2 separate regions of the Homo sapiens genome follow, and region 2 is linked to region 1. Evidence: chromatin loops called from intact Hi-C (ENCODE). Cell type or tissue: transverse colon. All regions are shown on one strand. Each heading gives the region's core, and the rest is flanking DNA. Links, peaks and the distances in the headings are about the cores only.

Region 1 (2,908 bases), core at 182-2,681:
CCTGCTCCTTCGGGGCCTGCCTTCTCCCTCTGCTGCTCCCACCCCTCCCCAGGCAGCCCTGCTGCTACCCTCCTGCTCACGTGCCTTCAGTGACTCCCTCTGTCACCTAGTTCAGATCAATTCCGCAGCTTGGCCTGAAGTCCATCTCGCCAGCCTCATCTCACGCTCCTGCTCCCACATCCACTCCCAGCACCTTAGAGTTCCTCCCATTGAACTGTTTTGCTCTATACTGCTCCCAGCCCTTTTCCATGTCTGTTGTTACCCATCCTGGGAAACTTCTTCTTCTCATCTGTACATGTCTAAACCCTCAGCATTCTTCAAAGCCCGGCTTCAATGCTGCCTTCTCCAAGAAGTCCCCCTGGATCTCTCAGGAGCCAGTGGCCTGTGCCTCCTGAGCAGCCATCAGCTTGTGTGCTCCTAATTGTCATCCACAGCACCCACACTGTGTGTCTGTCCAGAATAGGCGCTGTATCCGAGTCATCATGAGGTCTCTACAGTCCAGCCCACTGCACGAAGGTCATTGTAAAGTTGCTCTCTAGGGTGGGGATGTCCTGGGGGCAGAAGCCGTGGTGTCTGTGGCACACACCGCTCCATCTCAGTTCGTGGCACCCAGTCTGGCATTTACTGGACTCTCAAAGACATTGATTGGTTAAATGAAGGCGGTTCTAGCCAATGCAATAAGACAAGAAAAAGAAGCAGGGTGCAAATACTAGAAAGTGAAAGAAGGGATGAGCATACCCACATCCATAAGTGTGCGCCATCCTCCTCATGAGATACATCAGGCGGCACCCCATTGTATGGGCAGGGGTTTTTGTGTGTGTGTGTGTGTTTTTGTTGTTTTGTTTTGTTTTTGAGACGGAGTTTTGCTCTGTTGCCTGGGCTGGAGTGCAGTGGTGCAATCTCGGCTCACTGCAACCTCTGCTTCCTAGGTTCAAGCAATTCTCCTGCTTCAACCTCCTGAATAGCTGGGATTACAGACACCCACCACCATGCCTGGCTAATTTTTTTTTTTTTTTTTTTTTTTTTTGAGACAGAGTCTCACTCTGTCACCCAGGCTGGAGTGCAGTGGCACGATATCTGCTCACTGTAAGCTCTGCCTCCCAGGTTCACGCCATTCTCCTGCCTCAGCCTCCCAAGTAGCTGGGACTACAGGTGACTGCCACCACGCCTGACTAATTTTTTGTATTTTTAGTAGAGACGGGGTTTCACCGTGCTAGCCAGGATGGTCTCAATCTCCTGACCTTGTGATCCACCCGCCTCGGCCTCCCAAAGTTCTGGGATTACAGGCGTGAGCCACCGCGCCTGGCCAATTTTTGTATTTTTAGTAGAGATGGGGTTTCACCATGTTGGCCAGGCTGGTCTCGAACTCCTGACCTCAGGTGATCCACCCGCCTCAGCCTCCCAAAGTGCTGAGATGACAGCCGTGAGACAGCGTGCCTGGCCACGGACAGGGGTTTAAGTCTCAGAGAGGGGCTGGGATTTGCCGATGCCACACAGTAGGTTGGGCTCTCCCTGGCTCTGTACTACCTTCTTCCCTGCCACAGTGTCGGGCACAAATACATAGTGCCAGTCTTGTGCTGCACCTACCAGCAGGGGAGAGGGCTCCAGCTGTCCTAGCCCAAGCCTGACCAGTCTGCCTGCACGGCCTCAGCTGGAAGTGGGTTGTTAGTGCATAAGACACAAAATCCCTGTTTGCCTTGTAAATTGTTACACCCCACCGAGCTTGCAAGCCTTAAGGCACAACTGGAAAAGGCATTTTGAGATCTGGGACTTGCTCCCTGGTATGGGGAAGAGGCTGTTGGCTTGGGGGTGCCTGAGGGCAAGTCGTCAGGCCCTGAACCTGGAGGGCCAGCCTGACTCCTGTGTGCAGGGGCTGGGGGGTGGGGCTGCGGCTTCACCTCAGGGGGTGCTCCCAGGCCTGGGGCTGGGTTAGGGTGGCTGGGCAAGTCCTCACGCTGGGCTGGGTTCTCCCGGGTACCACCCTAGCTGTGGGAGTCTGGGAACACCCCTTCCCCTCTGAACGCAGGGTCGCTGTGAAGTGGGGGTGGGACAGCGTCTGGAGGTTGCAGGGTCCCCGGCCGCGAGGATAAAGCGGCAGGAGACCGGGGCCCTGGCCTTGGCTCTCAGGCTCTATTTGTAGGTGCACAGCGTTCCCTGCCCCCACTGCCTGTAGTCCTGGTTTCCATAACAACCCTGGACTGTTCTTGACCCCTGAGGCTCAGCTGTTCTGACTTTCCCTCCTGGATGCCCTTCTGGGTCTTCTCGTTCGGCAGTGCCAGGTCTCCGCCCTGGTGTTCCCTGCGTGGGCAGCCAGCCCAGCTCCCTGGGGATATCCTGTCACTGTGGCCCAGAGCCTAGGCCCGGCGTCTGCCAGGTCAGGCCTAAGCGCTCTGGGTTCTTTCCAGGTCCTCAGATGGGGCCCGGGAACCCAGAGAGGTGGAGGAAGTTGGCAGCGGCACCCAGATCCCCAGCGTGGCAGGGCTGGGCACTATGTCCAAACCACCTGACGCCTGGGCTGCAGCCAACCTCTGCGGCAGACGCACAGGTGGGGCTCTCGGATCCATAGCTGGGCCTGTGGGTGACCTTGGCATGCCCTCTATCTCTCTACGCTGACTCCCTGAAGCCATAACTTACGGCACACCCAGCGCAGGCCCAGTGGACCCAGGGGATCTGCAGGGCAGGTGAGCGTGGTCATTCCCAGAGTGGCTATTGGGTGCTGGGAGTTGCTGGGCCTCGAGCTGCTGTCTGGACACAGTGGGGGCTCAGGGTGGGAGGGAGCTTCAGTTAGGCTCTGTCCCCTGGCTTCCAAAAACCAGACTCCAGGAAAATGTTCAAATTTGCAAGTTGGCGTCCACGTGTCTTTAATTCCCTGGACCCACATCCCCTCATTTGCATACCCAAATCAGCC
Region 2 (2,908 bases), core at 143-2,642, 79 kb after region 1:
TTCAGAAGCAAACACTATTTCCTGAAAACTCCACTGAACATACATACACTGGTCCCGAGTGTTTATTATGTGGCTACACCCAGCATGATAGAAGAAGGAAGCACGACAGATATTAGGGCTGTGGAGCTTTTCATTTAGTTGAGGAGATAAGGCTCATGTTCGCCAAGAAGTCAGAGAAAATACCACTGGGCAGTACTTTGATTTAGTACACTGAGAGTTTTTAAAAATGACAAGATCATAGAAATCAGAAGTGATATTGCCTTTGGATACGGCGTACCCAGTTCATGAAATTTACCTAGGAAGCAAGTTTTGCAGAGATCCATGTCGCTGCACTGCAGACAGCGGTATCGATGCCAGGGGGCAATCTCATCACACCCATCACAAGAGATGTCCACATTTAACAGGTCACAGTAGCGAGCAATGAACATGTGCATCTGTAAGGCCAAACATATACAATTAACTGATAGATTTTCTAAGGTGGCCACAATTCACTAATCAATTCCTCCATTCACTAGGTACTGAAGATGTTCCAGGCATTGTACTAAGTGCTAGGATTTGATAATGAATAAGCTCCTCAGTGTCTAGTTGGGAATTCCATCAAGGAGGTGATGACCATTTAGTATGACCAGTGCTTTCACAGGAAATTGCAGGAGGCTTAGAGGACAGAGGACTATGGCTACCAATGGGTATTCAGAAGGTCAAAGAAGGTTTTCCAAAGGAGATAATTCCTCAGGTGAGACCCAAAGGACAAACAGGTACTAGACGGGTCGGGGTAAGGGAGGTGGGCATGTCAGATAGAAATAGCAAATTTGACAGACAGCAAAAAGGGGATGAGAGACAGGTTTATGAAACTGGCATGACTCAGTGCGTCGAATACAGTACAGAGGGGAAGAGTCAGATGAAGAGAGAAAGGTTAAACCACAAAGGGCCTTGCATATCAGTCTTAGGAGTTACAGATTGTTTTTAGAGAGAAGAGTAATGTGATCGGACTGGAGTGCTCTTCTGGAAGTTGAGGAAAGAATGGATCAAAGGGGCAAGCCTGGACTCAGTGAGACTGACCATGACCAAAGCGTTAAAGGAACCCCATGGCACATTATAAGGGCTGGGACTGAGTAGTAGGCGGGATGGTGAAAGGTGCGTAGATTTGAGGTGTTGAGGCAGAAGTGGGAAACCTTGGTGACCGACTGGATATAGGGATCAGTAAAAGGGAAGAAAGTTTCTGGCTTGGGTACGTGGTTGGACGATGGTAGTGTTCACAGATACAGGAAACACTGCAAAAGGAGTACTGTCCCTGGCACTTACAGGCAAACTTTCTGCAGGGATAGTCTGGGTACTGTCTAATGAGCAAACAAATTGCTTTACTGGAAAGTACTTGGACTACAGTATTGTTTCTCTTTAGGGCCTGGAAATGAGGGATCTAAATCAGTAAGTCATACAGTAGACCAGAGCAAATATGCCAAGTCACCTTACAACTACAGAACTCCCAAAAGGTATTAACATATGCGAGAGAAAAAGCCACAAAGGCCCACTTGGCAAGCTCCATCCAAGCACCACAGTGGTGCTACGTGAACAAAGTGGTTGGCACATAGTAGGCACTCGATACTTAGAAAATGAATGAATCTGAGGCAGCAGATGCTTGGCACATGTGGTAGCGATGGATTTAACACCTGACGTGGAGATGGACACAGTGGGCTATCTGAGCCTGAGCCTTTGCACATCTGAATCATGCAGCTCTGATGCCCTCTCTATACATAACGGCTGCTCCCATGCTCACCAGGCAGCCTTCTGATGGAAACGTGGCTTCCCACACTGCTTGTCTACAGGAAGAGAATGTGCTGCTCCAAGGACACTAGAGCCCAGGCCCTCCAGCAATTCTATTTCTCACTGTAAATTAGTAAACTGGCACCTCATATTGTACATCAGCTTTAAGAGCCAATTTTTCAATGAGTCTAGTTCTACGGCAGGGAGCCACTCTGAGTGTAGTCAAATCAGGATTTATAGCCCCTCAGGTTAAAGGTTAAACACCAGACGCTAGGGCAGCAGTCCCCCTTTTTGGCACCAGGGACCAATTTCGTAGAAGACAATTTCTGCACAGGACTGGGTGGGGGATGGTTTCGGGATGAAACTGTTCCACCTCAGATCATCAGTCATTAGACTCTCATAAGCAGCGCACAAACTAGATGCCTCGCATGCGCGGTTTATTGTGGGCTCATGCTCCCGTGAAAATCCAATGCCGCAGCTGATCGGACAGGAGGCGGAGCTCAGCCTCCCTCGCTTGCCTGCTGCTCACAGCCTGCATTCGGTCGCATTCAGCGGTTGGGGACCCCTTCACTAGGGTATTGAATGCCACCTGCAGCCCTCTCAGGTAAGAGCCTGCCAGAACCCCCCCAGGCAAACTCTCCTCTCCAAACTCCTAGCAAATCACTTCAGAGTACTCTAGTTGAGAGGTCTTACTTTCCTCTGCTTCTCTGGATCTTCCTGGGCTATTTTTTCATACCAGGCCTCAAACATGCCATCCTGACACTCATCCATCCATTCTGAATTCTGCTTGGCATCAGCAAGCTCATCTTCTTCACTCCATTGGCTGAAAGAAGGACATAAAGAGAGAAAAGCATGCCTCTCCCAATCACCAAGGAAAGTACTGGTTAGCAGACCCTGTGTCTATAGGTCTATTATATTGGGCATTTTTCAACTTCTGAGAGGGAAAGGTCAACTGCTTTTCAAAGCCCCAGGATTTGTCAAATATTTGGTAGATATATGCCAAGAAAGAAGGAGAAGCCCTTTCCAGAGTAGACTATAAGGGATGAGAAATTAAGAGTTTGAAAGGTTGTACCACATGGCATAATTCCACTGGACAATCATTTATGGTGAACCTACTATGTGCCAGGCACTAGGGCCAAATAAAGTT

What was found. Hi-C counts contacts between places; a loop is a spot of excess contacts. Peaks named below come from ENCODE experiments on the same cell type or tissue, not always from the same donor. Only the 100,000 strongest peaks of a DNase experiment are listed, where the experiment ranks them.
Region 2: it touches region 1 in a loop (10-fold over the local background); 1 of 110 quality-filtered maps calls a loop at or near these places.

The regions. Positions count from the first base shown.
Region 1 is chr17:3,974,514-3,977,421 of GRCh38, forward strand. It overlaps LINC01975 (long intergenic non-protein coding RNA 1975), which reads left to right and starts at 2,590. Exons shown (of 2, transcript NR_146884.1): 1 at 2,590-2,681. RefSeq lists enhancers at 1,272-2,108, 2,109-2,908. In transverse colon, for the core only: a CTCF peak has its summit at 1,651; a DNase peak (open chromatin) is centred at 2,498; H3K27ac peaks cover 1,447 bases.
Region 2 is chr17:4,053,762-4,056,669 of GRCh38, forward strand. It overlaps ZZEF1 (zinc finger ZZ-type and EF-hand domain containing 1), which reads right to left. Exons shown (of 55, transcript NM_015113.4): 33 at 2,455-2,584; 34 at 296-434. Among named protein-coding and RNA genes, the nearest start is that of LINC01975, 78 kb to the left of the region's middle. In transverse colon, for the core only: no CTCF peak of the experiment used is centred there; no DNase peak of the experiment used is centred there.